Linked DNA regions of Homo sapiens: region 2 is linked to region 1. A link is a loop called in an ENCODE intact Hi-C map of the cell type or tissue named here. Cell type or tissue: heart left ventricle. All regions are shown on one strand. Links, peaks and the distances in the headings refer to the core of each region. The heading gives the core; the rest is flanking DNA.

Region 1 (8,083 bases), core at 3,310-5,809:
AGACCACCAAGTGGCCCTTACATATGCAAACCAACAGACGTTTCCTGTTCTTCTTAAAGAAAAAATGGCTTATTCCTGAAAACATCTCTCTGTGGTAAAAGAAGGCTGGGTGCAGTGTCTCATGCCTGTAATCCCAGCACTTTGGGAGGCCGAGGTGGGCGGATCACCTGAGGTATGGTGAAACCCCATTTCTATTAAAAATACAAAAATTAGCCGGGCGTGGTGGCGGGGGCCTGTAGTTCCTGCTACTTGGGAGGCTGAGGCAGGAGAATCTCTTGAACCCAGGAGGCGGAGGTTGCAGTGAGCACAGATCTCGCCACTGCACTCCAGCCCAGGCAACAGAGTGAGACTCCGTCTCAAAAAAAAAAAAAAAAAAGTATCCCAAGCACAAAAAATACAGCATTGTTCCTTCCAAAACACCAAAGAATGAGTATCAGAAATGCAAAGTCCCCGGGAAAAACCCATGACTGAAATACTGAGGACTCTCCTAAGTCAGTTTCGACTTGCACTGTGTGACCTTGACCTAACATACAACTTAGTCACCAAACTCGGTGACCACCTAATAAAGATAATAACACTCATGTTTCTGTTTTTATGGGGGCATCTTAAGGATCAGCAATGGATCAGATGTCAAAGCACTCTGAGCTTCTTTGGAAGAAAGGCAATATCTCAACTGCATTATTACCATACTTTAAGTATGAAGTTTAAAACATGCATATACTCTCCAATCCAGCCTCGGCCCCTCAGTACTTTATCTTAAAAAAATAACCAAAAAATCGAGTCCTTAAAAATCCAGCAGCAGGGAATGGCTAATAAACTATGACACACCCATATAGCAGCATGTATTAGAAACTGTGCTATAGGCTTGGCGTGGTTGCCTGTAATCCCAGCACTTTGGGAGGCCTCGGCAGGCGGATCACTTGAGGTCAGGAGTTCGAGACCAGCCTGGCCAATATAGTGAAACCCCGTCTCTACCAAAAATACAAAAATTAGCCAGGCATGGTGACGGGCGCCTGTAATCCCAGCTACTCAGGAGGCTGAGGCAGGAGAATTGCCCGAACCTGGGAGGAGGAGGTTGCAGTGAGCCGAGATCGTGCCACTGCACTCCAGTCTGGGCGAAAGAGCCAGACTCTGTCTCAAAAAAAAAAAAAAAAAAAGAAAAGAAAAGGAAAAAAAAGAAAAGAAACTGTGCTATAATAATGGCTACCTTTAGGTGGTAATGACAGGAAAGGGGCTCAAAGGAGCCTTCTGGGATGATGGAAATTTTCAATATCTTCATTTGGCAATGGCGGCACAAGAGCAAACATATGAAATTTAAGATCTGCACATTACGCTGTATGTTTTTAATATTTTAAAAATTATATTGACAAAGATTAATCATTAATGATTTAAGATAATCCTTCTGATAGGAAAATAATGGATAAACACAAAATCAGCAGGGCAGAAAAACCATAGACACAGTAAGTCCTCAATTCCCTTTAAAAATGAACTCACAGCCGGGCGCGGTGGCTCAGACCTGTAATCCTAGCACTTTGGCAGGTTGAGGCGGGCGGATCACCTGAGGTCGGAAGATCGAGACCAGCCTGACCAACACGGAGAAACCTCGTCTCTACTAAAAACAAAATTAGCCAGGCGTGGTGGCGCATGCCCGTAATCCCAGCTACTCCGGAGGCTGAGGCAGGAGAATCGCTTGAACCCGGGAGGCAGAGGATGCGGTGAGCGGAGATCAGGCCATTGCACTCCAGCCTGGGCAACAAAAGCAAAACTCCGTCTCAAAAAAAAAAAAAAAAAAAAATGAACTCACAGGAAAAAAGAACGGGACGGCACCTACAAAATATTGAAAGCAGTGGAATTGCAAACGACTTAAAATATTATAAAAGCAATACAAAATTATTTTTAGCCCAAGCGCTGTAGCTCACGCCTGTAATTCCAGCACTTTGGGAGGCCGAGGAGGGAAGATGGCTTGAGGCCGGGAGTTCATGACCAACCTGGGCAACAGAGTGAGACCCAGTCTCTACAAAAATAAAAAAATTTTTTAAAAAATCATTACTACATCATAAAGACTCAACTAACAACCCTCCCTCAATGAAAAGGGGAGAAAAGCTGACAAAAGCTTAAAAAAAAAAGGACAAAAAATAAAAGCTAGTGGGAAAACCGAAGCTCTCAACGTGTATTTACTCAAATGACTAGAAGAAATACTGGCATATGGTGTAAGAGAACTCTTCCTACTTGGGAGCCTGGGAAAAGTGTGCCAGGTCAGCTAATTTGCGGTCTGACTTGGGGCACGACACGCCCCCTCTGAACCTCAGTTTCCCCATCTGTAAAACGTGTACGCTGCGCGGGATGTCGTCGAATGCCCCTTCCCGTCCAAAGCCTGCGCTTCTCGGTAGGAGAGGCAAGGAGCTCTCCGCCAGGGAGACGCGTCCGGGACGGTTCGCTGAGCGGAGCCGGCGCGTAAATCGGGGCTGCAGGGCCCGCAGGATACGGAGCGCGACCCCGACGCCCCTCCCCCAGCAGAGCTGCCGGCAGCTGGCTCCAGGCCCACTATTCCCTCACCTCGGGCTACTGCCCGGGGTCCGCGTGGCTCCAGGCCTGCCTCTCCGGCTCACCTCTCGGGAGACCAGGTCCTGCTCTAGCGGTTGCTTCGCGTGCGAAAGCGCCCCCGGGCTCGGCCCGGCCCCTCCAGATTCACCCCGGCTCAAGCCCGTGGGGCACCGAGAACAATGGACGGGAGAGGCCCGCCCACCGCCGCGCTCATTGGCTGCCGAGAACGGCCCTGGAAATTCTGCCTTTCTGTTGGTGGAGACGGCACCCAGCCGGGCGGCAGGAGGGAGGCTGGGCCCAAGGCATTGTGGGAGATGTAGTCCGCCCGGAGACGAACCTGACCGCGGTCCCCGGAGTAGGGTTTGGGGCTGACAGCCTGGGCAGTGCCTGCGGACCAGAGGCAGGAAAATCCGCAGACTGACCGTCAGAAACCCTGTGTTGGCTAGAGCTGTAACCCGAGACAAGCCGTTTCACTTATCTAAGGCCTCTGTATATTTGTCTATAAAAAGTGAAAGTTGGATGGCCGGACTTGAAGGACCTTTTCGGCTGCGAACCTTGTGGCAAGGAGTATTGTTAGGCACCCTCGACCGGCGAGAGCGGACCCTGGGCAGGAAGGGAATCCATGGGGGAACAAATCCTCATCGCCCAAGCCTGGCGCCTTTCCCCCAGTTTGCAGCTGTACACATGCACCCGGTCTTCGCACACCCCTTTGTTTTCGCACGTGGTATTCCTGTGTTTGGAGGAACGCCCTGCCCCGCCTCCTCTGCCGCGGAACTCCCATTCTTCCAGCTTCTCCTGGGTGGAGCCTGCCCTGTCATCACCACCTCCCCAGGCAGAGACACCGCCCCTAGTACACGTGTTGGACGTCCCCATTTTATTTTTTAAATATATATATGTATGTATTTGTATATATATATATATATTTATTTATACACACACACTCACAGACAGGATCTACATTTCATAGAGACAGGGTTTCCATATGTTGCCCAGGCTGACCTCGAACCCCTGGGCTCAAGCGATCCTTCCTCCTCAGCCTCCCAAAGTGCTGGAATTACAGGTGTGAGCCACCGCACCTGGCTGACGTCTCCATTTTAGTACTGATCACCGGGTTGCTTACTTGTCAATCTCAGTATGGGGGAAGGGAGGGTGCCCGGGTGTGGGAGGTTGGCCTCCATCTTTGTGTTTTACGGCTGGCGCTGTTGAAGAAACGGCTGCCCCAACCCTGCTTGAAAACAGGTGAGAAACTACCTGGAAACTCAAGCGGAAAATCTAAAAATGGAGAGAGACACCCTTAATGGTCTGTGATAGAATAGTTATGTATGTTTGCACTGAGCAATTACTGGAGGCACCTGCAATGAAATGACTGCTTTTTTTTTTCCTCCTCTGTCGCCCAGGCTGGAGTGCAGTGACACGATCTCGGATCAAGTGATTCTCCTGCCTCAGCCTCCCAAGTAGCTGGGATTACCGGCGTGCGCCACCACACCTGGCTAATTTTGCGTGTTTTTAGTAGAGACAGAGATTTCACCATGTTGATCAGGCTGGTCTTGAATTCCTGACCTCAGGTGATCCAGCCGTCTTGGCCTCCCAAAGTGCTGAGATTACAGGCATGAGCCACGTGCCCGGTCCTTTTCCCATTTTTAAATTGGATTTATTTGTAAGAGCTCTTTGTATATTAAGAAAATTATCCCTTTGTCACAGCAGTTGCTACTCTTTCTCAGTTTGCTGTTTGTTTTCTGCTGGTTTATTAAATATAGAAATTTGAAATTTTTTTGCAGTCAAATTTGTTAATCTTATCTTTTTATAGCCTGTGAGTTTTGTGTTAGAAAGTCCTCTGCACCACTCCAAAGATTATGTGAAATTCACCTGTTTTTCACTAATTAACCTCTTGAATCCAATTACAGAGATGCAAAGTGAAGTTCAGCTAGTGATTCTTATCCAATACCCTGGTAGCATCTTTATTATCCCAGACTGACCACATGCAAATAGCACCACCTCCAGGCCAGCCTGAGAAGTCTGCACTAAGCCCCTGGATGCAGAATTCTGGGCCACCACCCCTCCAAGTGATTTTTTTTGGGATGACATTGTATTAAAAAAGATGGGTTTCTCCATGTGTCCATCCTTACCAGGAATGGAAATTTACACAAAAAGGAAAAGATGCAGGGGAGGCTGGGGATGCACAGATGGAACTTTCCAGCAGCTCAAGCGTTTATTTACCTCTGTTCCTAACCCATGTCAACCCTTGACCACAGAACTGGCACTAGCTTGTCACTGGAGAGTCCTAAAGAAGCTGTCTCCTCTGTGTCTGATTCTGGGAAGCTGGTCCTTGCCAGTGTCAACTATCCTACATGAGACAGAGAGAAAGTCACATTTAAGACCAATTCATGGCATAATGATCCTACTGAGAAGGGCCCTGGTAGCCAAGCCAGTACCCTAAGACCAGCCTGCTACATCGAAGCAAGCCTGGAAACACAGCCAAGTTCAAGGTTGCTCCCCCAAGAGAGTCCTTTCTCCATTGGCCAAACCACAAGGGTGAGAGAGGCTCTGTTCCACCAGAAAGCATTCTTGGTTAAAAGCTTAAGAACTAATCTGGCTAACTTAAGTAAAAGGGACTTACTGAAAGACTGTCAGGGAACTGACAGAGTAGAAGGGAGCTGACGAATCAGGCTTGAGAACAGTTAGGAGCCAAGAGACAAAGAGGAAGTCCCCAAAAACCACAATAACAGTCTCTGAGCAGAAAAAGTTCAGCTTGCCTATCCCATGACCTCTGGTGGTACTACAGCCATCTCTGTTTCTCCGCCTTTCTCACACAAATTCTCCCATGCAAGGAAAGAGCATTTGGTTGGTTGAGTCTAAGTCACATGCACATTCCCTGGATGCAGCAGGGTGAGAGAGGATTGGATGTGGCTCCTAGATTTTCTTACTAATACCCCACACAAAGGCAGATTCTCCACTCTGGAGACTGAAGGCCTGTTAGGAAACACTGGACAGGCAGAAACAATATCACTACTTGTCTTTAGGCTCTGAGCAAGAAGGGACCTCACCCCAAGGAATGCTCAGCCTAAGGCATTTGGGGGCCCTTAGCTCATCTAGAGTTGATGAAAAATGATGTGGGTGGGAATGGGGAGAACTGCTCCATAACAGTTCTTTCCATAACAGTTTTGATTGGAGAGTTTAGTCCATTAACATTCAATGTTAGTATTGACTTATTCTTGCCATTTTGTTTTCTGGTTGCTGTGGTCTTCTCTTTCTTCTTTTCTTTCTGTCTTCCTTATTGTGAAGGTGATTTTCTCTGGTAGTATGATTTAATTTCTTGCTTTTTGTGTTTTGTGTATTTATTGCATATTTTTAAATTTGAGATTACCATGAGGCTTGGAAATACCATCTTATAACCCATTATTTAAACTGATGACAACTTTGCACTGCTTGCACAAAGGAACAAACAAATAAACAATGAAACAAATAAAAAGAAAACTAATAAAAACTCTATTTTAATTTGTCCTGCTTTTTAACTTTTTGCTATTTCTACTTACATCTTATTGCACTGTCTATGTCTTGAGAAGTTGTTGTACTTATTACTATTTTTGTTTGGTTCATCTTTTAGTCGTTCTACTTAAGAGTTGTTTGCACAATTGCCGTGTTATAATACTCTGTGTTTTTCTGTGTACTTACTATTACCAGTGAGTTTTGTAACTTCACATGATGTCTTATTGCTCATTAATGTCCTTTCGTTTCTGATTGAAGATGTCCCTTTAGCATTTCCTGTAGGATAGGTCTGGTGTTGATGAAATCCCTCAGCTTTTGTTTGTCTGGGAAAGTCTATTTCTCCTTCATGTTCAAAGGACATTTTCACTGGATATGTTATTCTAGGGTAAAAGTTTTTTCCTTCAGCTCTTAAAATATGTCATGCTGCTCTCTCCTGGCATGTAAGGTTTTCACAGAAAGTCTGCTGCCAGGCGTATTGGAGTCCCATTGTATGTTATTTGTTTCTTTTCTCTTGCTGCTTTAGGATCCTTTCTTTATCCTTGACCTTTGGGAGTTTGAGTATTAAATGTCTTCAGGTAGTCTTCTTTGGGTTAAATCTGCTTGGTGTTCTATAATCTTCTTGTACTTGAATATTTATAGCTTTCTCTAGGTTTGGAAAGTTCTCTGTTATTATCCCTTTGAATAAACTTTCTATTTCTCTGTTTCCTCTTTAAGGCCAATAACTCTTGGCTTTGCCCTTCTGAGGCTGTTTTCTAGATTTCGTGGGCATGCTTCATTAAAAAAAAATTTTTTTTGTCTTCTCTAACTGTATATTTTCAAATAGCTTGTCTTCAAGCTCACTAATTTTTTCTTCTGCTTGATCAATTCCACAATTAAGAGACTGATGCATTCTTCATTATGTCAATTGCATTTTTCAACTCCAGAATTTCTGCTTGATTCTTTTTATTTCAATCTCATTGTTAAATTTATCTTATAGAATTCTGAATCCTTTCTGTGTTATCTTTAATTTCTCTGAGTTTCCCCAAAACTGCTATTTTAAATTATCTGTCTGGAGGTCACTTATCTCTGCTTCTCTAGGATTCGCCCCTCTAGTTTGTTTGGTGAGGTCATGTTTTCCTGGATGGTCTTGATGGTTGCAGTTGTTTGTCAGTGCCTTAGCATTCAAGATTTATGTATTTATTGTAGTCTTCTCAGTCTGGGGTTGTTTGTACCCATCCTTGGGAAGGCTCTCCAGGTATTTGAAGGATGTGGGTCTTGTGATCTAAACTGTATCTGCATTAGGGGACACGCCAAACCCAGTAATGCTATGGTTCTTGCAGACTCATAGAGGTACTGCCTTGGTGGTCTTGGGTAAGATCTAGAATTCTCTGGACTACCAGGCAGAGATTCTTATCCTCTACCTGTCATTTCTCCCAAACAAACAGTCTCAGTCTCTCTCTCTCTGCTGAGCCACTTGGAGCTAGGGGTGGGCTGACACAACATCCCTATGGCCACCACCACTGGGACTGCAATGGATCAGACCTAAAGCCAGCAAAGCACTGGGTCTCACTCAAAGCCTGCTGTAAACACTACCTGGCTATCCCCTATGTTCACTCAAGGCCTAGGGCTCTACAGTCAGCAGGTGGCAAAGCCAGCCATGTTTGTGTCCTTCCCTTCAGGCCAATGAGTTCCCTCAGGCCCTGGCGGGTCCAGAGATGCTGTCTGGGAGCCAGGGACTGGAGTCAAAAACCTCAGAAATTTACCTGGTGCTTTAGTCTATGGTGGCTGAACTGGCACTGAAACCATGTGAAAAAGTCCTTCCCATTCTTCCTTCCCCTTTCCACAGGCAGAGGAGCCTCACCCTGTGGCCACCCCCACAGGCCCACAGCGAGTACTGCCAAGCTACTGGCTATGTTCACTTAGGGCCCAAGGGCTCTTCAGTTGCTTGTGGTGAATGCTTCCAGGCCTGGGACTCACCCTTCAGGGTGAGGTCAGAGCAGGTCCAGAAATGCTGTCTAAGAGCCAAGGCCTAGAATCAGTGACCACAAGAGCCCATTTGATGCTCTACCACATT
Region 2 (8,083 bases), core at 2,433-4,932, 190 kb before region 1:
AAATATACTTTATACAGAATTCTAGCTAATAAATGAGAAAGAAACAATAGAATTAGAAAAATATCCTTTGAAACTCAATAAAATTAGACTCAAGCAGTGATTACTGATGGATAATTAGGTAAAAGGTGGGGAGCTTTACAATGAAGGGATCAGAATATTATCACCTAAATTCACTCTCATTAATTCAGCATCATTAAAAGTGAAGACAATCAGGCACTTTGTGCCTCCTTAAGTTATGAAACAGGAAGAACGCAGCACCCTCCACCCCCACCCTCCATCAAAACTGACCTGAATCTAATCAAGTTTTTATTGCTTACTTCCAGTCTACAGGAAAAAATATGGGATATGGAGGAAAAAATTCCCTGCATGAGGAAGTAATCAGTAAAACTCAAAGTTCTGGAAAACTTAGGAAGCAATCAGTTAAACCCAGAATTGTTCTGGAAAATGCTCAGAACACATGACCCAATTTCTTCAACAAGTCAATGGCATGAAAAGAGGGTGCCTACTAGGATGGAGTGGGAAGAGGTACTGTTCCAGACTGAGATATTTATGAAACATAAACAAACGTGATGTATAGCCCCATGTTCAGATCCTGACTCAAAATAATCCCAACTGTAAAAAGACATTTTTTGACATAACTGGAAAAATCTGAATATGAACTTGTAGTAGGTAATACTAAGGGACTGTTATTAATTGTGTTGGGTGGAATGACAATATCCATCTGGCTGACATCCTGCCCCAACAGCGTGGCTTGGAAAGCAAGAGGAAGGATGAAAGAACTCCCTGGGTCACTGCAGAGGGAGGCATGCTCCATTCAGGGGCAGACTCCCAGGAAGAAGATGGAAATCCCAAACCGATGCTGTTCCCACAGTCCCTGCTGTGGTGTGGAGCCCAACTATCTGTCCACCCCCTGCCCTGGACACATGGGCTGAAGCTAGATACTGTCCTGTGGAAAACCCAAGCCCAGCAGCCATCAAGCCTAGTTTTTAATCCCATAGCTCAGGGCTCACCCTTTCCCTGAGACTCAGAAGCCACAATGAGTGGCATGAGATTTTGTGAGGGATTTGGAGCTGGCTGAGAGAGGCCTGATAGCCTTCTGTGCACTCCTTCCCTTCCTGTCGGCGGGTGCTCTTCTCCAGCTCCCACTAGGGCAGAATGACACAGAGAGGATGTAAGATGAGAAAGGTGCCATGCCAGCCTGGGATCCTACACCCAGACCTCTGCCTACTCAAATTTTAGAAGATGCACAAGGAGGCGGGTGTGATGGCTCATGCCTGTAATCCCAGCACTTTGGGAGGCCGAGGCAGGTGGATCACTTGAGGTCCGAAGTTCAAGACCGGCCTGGGCAAACATGGCAAAACTCCATCTCTACTAAAAATACAAAAATTAGCCAGGCATGGTGGCGCACACCTGTAGTCGCAGCTACTCAGGAAGCTGAGGCAGGAGAATCACTTGAACCCAGGAGGCAGAGGCTGCAGTGGGCCGAGATCGCACCACTGCACTCCATCCTGGGCAACAAAGCAAGACTCCGTCTCACAAAAAAAAAAAAAAAAAAAAAAAAAGATACGTAAGGACCAGTGTGAAAAAATCCCAGGCCCAGGCATCAGACCTCCACTGCCATGGGGCCTCCTCATGGCCCCTTGACTCAGATAAAGTAAACCTGGCCCAACTCAACCATGCTGGGGCAGCAAGAACACTGAAGCCCCAGGGGAAGAGACCCAGAGTGCCCACACCCCATCTGACGCATCAGAAGAAAAATGCAAACTGAAACAGAGCAGGAGGAGATGAGAGGCCACAGTGGGATCCTATAGCACCTTCTGGCCCCTTTGGGGGGCTGAGTCCTCTGCAGAAGCCCTACAGGCCCGCCAAACTCAACCTCTGACCTCTACCCTAATATTTCCAAGACCAGCCTCATGCATAACAATGTCCTCTTCTTCAAACCCACTCTGCACTCTCATATTCCTTTGCTCCCTATACTCAAAACACCCTTGCCCCTCCTACTCCTCCAAACTCATCCTTGCAAGCCCAACTTAAATTTCACCTCCACACAGCATCTTCCTTACGCATGGAGTCATCGTGAATTAGTCCCTCTGGGGCACTCTGCGCAACTAAGTTTATAACCTTGGTTTAGCCCCACTCTCAGTTGGCCATATACTGTAGCTGTTTGGGTGGTGACCACTGCCCTTGCTAGGCCACTGTAAGCTCCTGAAGGTTAGACTCCCTTCTGCCGGCATCCCCTGGTTGGCATAGACCCCCAGCCCATGCACAGTGGGCACTCAGGGAACACATGCAAAGCTCAACAGCTACCAACACATGCACAGAACCCTGGCTGAACTGAAGCAAAAAGAGCTGTTTTACTTTCCTCCCAGGCCTCTGTAGCACCAGCTTAGGGAAGCACCATGAGGGGTGGGTCTGGCTATGTCATGAAGAGAACCACCTTCTGGAGGCCTCTTTCTTCAGAGAAACCACTAACACATAACATAGACACAGAAGGTGCCAAAGGGTATTCTCAGCGCAGAAGGCTTTTTTTTTTTTTTTAAATGAATCTCATCAAGCATAACCAAGAATCAAAACAAGCAGACAAGCACAGTTGCTTTCCTGGAGTGGTGAGAACGCAGTTGAAAGAAGGAGGCTCCATAAACCTCTGCCACAGGCCCCACATGTCTGTCCACTCTCCTTCCTCCTATCCCAGCCCTGCCATTGGCCCTACTGCAGTTTCCACAAAAGGACTCTGCAAGAACAGCTGTGTCACTGCAGGGCAGAACAACAACTTATTAAAGACACAGTTCTTTGGCTGGGGACAGTGGCTCACGCCTGTAATCCCAGCACTCTGGGAGGCTGAGGTGGGCAGATCACTTGAAGCCAGGAGTTCAAGAACAGCCTGGGCAACATGGTGAAACCCTGTCTCTACTAAAAATACAAAAATTAGCTAGGCGTGGTGGCACATGCCTGGAGTCCTAGCTACTTGGGAGGCTGAGGCATAAGAATCACTTGAACCCCAGAGGCAGAGGTTGTAGTGAACTGAGATCCCACCAGTGCACTCCAGCCTGGGTGACAGAGTGAGACTCCGTCTCAAGAAAAAAAAAAAAAAGACAAAGTTCTTAGAACAGACTGAGGTGCAGGGGCAGTGACTCAGCTATCTCTGTCCCCAAGTTCCTTGGTCACATGCTAAGACTGTGCTGACACCTGCCAGAGACCAGAGGGAGATCATCCAGTAAAGACCTATCTCGGGCCTGACACTGGGCCTTGACAGACCCTTTGAGGGGAAGTTGAGTGGAACACGGGACACGTCCGTAAATACACTTGCTAAATTAGGGTCTCACCTCAGTATGGGCAGGACACCTTTTCCAACAAACACCAAACACTAAATATTCAGGCAGACATCCTCTTCTAAGACTCATAAGATTCCACCACTGCCCCCATATCAATGAGCTTTCCTCTCCATGCCCAGTCATGGAACCTGTGTGAGCCAGGGGCCCGATACCCGTAACAGTGAGGGTCTGCTTACCAGCCCCTCTGTCTCCTCTGTTGTCCTCTGGAAATGTGCAGCCAGGACCATGTAGTCCCGCATCTGCTTGTGACATTCAAGACACTTGATTGAGTACCGGATGAGCCTCACAGGGTCTGGGTAGAGTGGCAAGGCTGGAGGAGGGGGACTGGCACTGCCCGAAGTGAGGCCATGTTTGGGAGAGGATGAAGGGGCTGGGGCTGCTGGTGCCGTGGAGTTCACAGGGGCCGACACGAACATTTGGTCCGCAGAGATAGGCTTCACCAGCAGCTGGGAACACTGCATGACGAGCCCCTTGCTCTTGTGGTCACGGGCGTGCCGGAGCAGGCTGCACTTGTTGAAGAAGAGCAGCGTCTTGGAGCACAGTGTGCACAGTACCTCAATGTGGACGCTCCGCCGGCCATAGTGCTGGCTCAGGCTCTTCTCTAAGGCAAATGCGTCTCCACACTCCAGGCAGCAGTACCCACTGGCCGGCACGTGGATCCTGCTGTCCGCAGGCGGGCTGAGATTTGGCGCATAGAGGGGCACGGGGTTGGAGCTGTGAAGGACCTTGTTGAAGACCTCTACAATCAGTGGGGCAGCCTTTTTCACCTGGTGGACCAGGGGCACCGACATTTGTGTAAGCTGTGGCTGGCTCCGTCTTTGCACTGAAGACTTGGCTGTCACTGATGCAGCAACACTGTGGGGGACGAGGTTCAGGTTGGCCAAGTGCACGGCTTTGGGCAGGAGGTTGGCAGGGGCCAGGGTGGATGCCTGCAGTGCTGTGCTCTGTTGCTTCTTGCCTGTCTGTGAGCCTGGGGCAGCCCCCTTTGGGACCCGGGGCCCAGAACTGCAGCTGGGAGATGACGAGTCACTGGCCTTTGTCATGCTCTCGTCCCCTTTCCTGGCCCCCTGGGGGCTCCCTGAATTTGTGCCTGCCTCAGGAAAGTGCTCTTCCACAGGCACCTCATCCCCTGGCATCTCGCTGGGGGCCTCTGCAATGGCGCTCCCTAGAGGTGACCCAACAGGGGACTTACTTGGATCATCAGGATCTGGCAGGATCCTTGTGACAGTCCGTTTGATTTCCCCTGATGATGTCTTAATGGTTTTGATTCTCACTTTGGGAATTGCTGGTGGGGAGCTGGCAGCCACAGACGGTGAGCCTTTGCTGCTGCTGTCACTGCAGATGCTACGAGGGCTGTCCGATGGCTTGATACTTTTTCTAGTGGCCTCCAGAGGGCTCCGGGGACTCTTTGGTGACTTGGGCATTTTGGGGCTACCTTTAGAACTCTCTTTAGTGGGCCCTGAGAGATCCTTTGTGTGGCCAGGCTGATCCTCCTTAGTGACACTAGCCACTCTTTTGGCCTGCAAGGCCACCAAGGCTGCCACACAAGAGGACAGCTTGGAATGAGCTGGCTTTAGACGCTGCCTAGGGGGGACTGATGAGCAGGTACCAAGCTCCCGGGCAAGCCCCTTGGACTCTCCAATACTGTTGCTAGGATGGCTGTTGAACTCCAAAGCTTCCCCGAAGAATCGAGTGGCATCCGGATCCTTGTGAGGTTCCACTGTGTTCTGCCCACTTTGCTCGTGTTCCTGCTGGCTCCCCAAGGGCAGGGGTTCTGGCTTGGGTTCTTTCTTACAAAAATGATCAAACATATGCAGCTCTGGAACCGGAAACTTAGCCAGAGCCTCCAGGACTGGGCCTCCCACAGCCCCGCACCCAAGAGGGGGTGGGAAATAACTGTCAGAGTGTTTGGGCTTTATCCCAAATCCGTTATCTTTGATGGGATCCTCAGGTTCTGGGCTGGAGATTGGACTGAACTGGTTGAAGGTGGGTAATGGCTCTGACTTGGGAGGCTCCAGTTTGCCAGGGAAACTCCTGGCACTGTCTCCATTCATAAAAGTAGAATCAAATTTCCCACAGTTGTGGGGATCTGGAGGCAGATCTGAGCCCCGGAATCCATTGTGTAGGAGACTGGGAGTAATGTGGTCTTTCTCCGCTTCAAATGACTCCTGGCGGCTGGTGTTCTTGACAATGACACTCACGGCCGGCACATCGGGGGCTGATCCTGAGTGAGACAAGGACACACTTTCATCCATACATATGCCTGGAGGTTTGAGGGGACTCTCATTCTCCTCACTGGGTGTCTGGATGGCCTCCTTGGCATCAAGGCTGGTGGGGTCTGGGATGTCAAAGGCAGCCAGAAGGTCATCAAAATCTGGGGTTTTCATATCCCCCATGGCTGGATGCTGGCAAGGGCTGTAACAGAAACAGAAAACAGAATCAGTGACCACCAGGGTCCCACTGGACCATCTTCACTACACACCCATCAAACTAATGCACACACAGCCAGCACACCCATGCAGAACCCCACATACTATGACAGGAAGCCACACACCTCAGTTTTACCCCAACAGGTTTCTAAAATGCTGGAGAGGTGGGGGCAGAGATGGAAAGAGTAGTGAAATGTAGCAACAAGCCTGCCTGGATGATCTTAAACCTCAGTACCTGGAAATTGGTGGCTGGTTATTACAAAGCCACAGAGAGTATACTCCTACCATACTCCCTCAGCTTCTCAGGGAATATCATCCCTCCACGATCATGTGCACTAGCAAAAAGCCACTTAGCACTTCCAGCCTTTAGAAAACTACTGATTAATACATGAAACCTGGCTATAACTTCTGCTAATTTACTCTTAGTAATTACTCACTAACTTTATATAACTTTGGGGTTTCTTTCTGCATAAATTCAATCAAATCCAAAATGATTTGCTATTTGTGTTGTCTCATGAATAAACTCTAGAAAATTATATCATCCCTAGGTATTTTTTCTCTGTTCAGCAGACACACTTGATTCCTTTTCACCCTAAAACTGTTATCAGTTGGTGAATGCTCCTCCATTAAACCTGAGGAACAGGGTGACTTGCAAAGTACCAACAGTTATCAAATTGGCCAAGTGACAGTTTGGGGGAAGCCTAAATTCTATTTTGACTAATATACAAAGAATAGGATAATAATTCTATTTTAAATTAATATACTTGTCTCCTTCATGATCTGGGAAAGCAGAGCTACAGAACTACTGCAACAGAGGAAACACAAGGCCCTAGAGAGACCTTCCATTAGGAAATTCTTATAAAACTCACACTTCAGATGAAACATGAAACTGGCTGGCTCAAACCTGCTGGAGGGAGAAGAAAAACCTCACCATCTCCCTTTAAGTCCTGCATCTGCTTCAGCATTCCAGGGCCTTTACTGGCTTAAGTGTTTCTTACGTCACATTTATGTTGAAAACCTTTCTGGATGCAGATTGGCACAATTCTTTCAGAAAGCAGTATGGTAGCTTCATAGAACCAGAAAAGTGGCAAACTTTAGGTCCAGGAACCCCACTTCCAGAAATTTATCCTAAGAACAAAAATTCTCAAAAACTACATGCAAAAGTATATGTTACAGCATTATTTAAAAAGCACAAAAGGGAGACATACACACAAAAATAATTTAAATGTCTAAGACCAAAAAAAAAAAAAAATACTTGATAGACTATAACGCAGTCATTAAAAATTCTCATTAAGGGCCCGTCGCAGTGGCTCTTGCCTATAATCCCAGCACTTTGGAAGGCCAAGGTGAGTGGATAGCTTGAGGTCAGGAGTTCAAGACCAGCCTGGCCAACATGATGAAACCCCATCTCTACTAAAAATACAAAAATCAGCCAGGCGTGGTGGTGGGCGCCTTAATCCCAGCTACTCCGGAGGCTGAGGCAGGAGAATCACTTGATCCCAGGAGGTGGAGGTTGCCATGAGTAGAGATCGCACCACTGCCCCCAGCCTGGGCGACAGAGTGAGCAACTCCATCTCAAAATAAATAAATAAATAAATAAATAATAAAAATTCTCATTATGAAATCTATATAGCAACAAGGAAAATTATTTATAATGTCAAGTTTAAAAAGACTAATACAAAAATGTTGTCAGACTATAACAATGTAAAACTACGCGTGCATTTGAGCCAAGATTTTTTAAAAAATGAAAATGATTACGCAGACTAGTGGAATTACTGTTGGGTTATTTTTTCAAAACTTTTTTAGGGGGCTGATAGATTGCTTTTATAATTTTTAAAGGAAAAATAACAACAACAACAACAACAACAACAAAACCCACTCAGAACCACAAGGCAGCAGGTGGCATAGCAGAGGTATATCTCTTACCACCCCGTGGGATCAACAGGTTTCCAGGTTTGGTTTCTTGCCCCACTCCCAACTCCCAGCAAAACACATCTGCCTGCATATGAGTTCTCACAGAAAATGAAAACTCACTCCCTCCCATTGGGAAGATATCTAATTATGGTAATAATAAAGTACAATACCAATTACCTAAACATGGGTTGGCAGAATACCCCACTGGAATGAGATACAAAGTTTTGAACAGAACGAATGTTTGTCTCTTGGAACAGGAGGTGTTGGAACCCATAAACAAGGGGAACATACTGGATGTCACTGAAAACAGTGGGCACTCAATACCAAGTGACCTACTAGGCAGGGTGATCATAACTATAAGGAAACTCCTGCATGATATTTGCTTTATAAGCTTCTTTTTAATTTCTT

Evidence for each region. A loop is a pair of places that touch in the nucleus more often than their neighbours do. Peaks named below come from ENCODE experiments on the same cell type or tissue, not always from the same donor. Only the 100,000 strongest peaks of a DNase experiment are listed, where the experiment ranks them.
Region 2: a loop joins it to region 1, with 2.0 times the contacts of the local background. A loop is called at or near these places in 4 of 110 quality-filtered maps.

What each region holds. Positions count from the first base shown.
Region 1 is chr15:84,595,662-84,603,744 of GRCh38, reverse strand. LOC105370947 (a long non-coding RNA gene) reads left to right here. Exons shown (of 4, transcript NR_186225.1): 4 at 3,942-4,311. It overlaps ZSCAN2 (zinc finger and SCAN domain containing 2), which reads right to left and starts at 2,736. Exons shown (of 3, transcript NM_181877.4): 1 at 2,610-2,736. RefSeq lists enhancers at 1-321, 2,839-2,888 and a silencer at 2,369-2,518. In heart left ventricle, for the core only: a CTCF peak has its summit at 4,556 (motif pointing left); no DNase peak of the experiment used is centred there; H3K4me3 peaks cover 125 bases.
Region 2 is chr15:84,780,321-84,788,403 of GRCh38, reverse strand. It overlaps ZNF592 (zinc finger protein 592), which reads right to left. Exons shown (of 11, transcript NM_014630.3): 4 at 3,509-5,747. The coding sequence starts at 5,728. Among named protein-coding and RNA genes, the nearest start is that of ALPK3, 33 kb to the left of the region's middle. RefSeq lists enhancers at 58-227, 4,729-5,316, 5,317-5,904. In heart left ventricle, for the core only: no CTCF peak of the experiment used is centred there; no DNase peak of the experiment used is centred there; H3K27ac peaks cover 1,094 bases.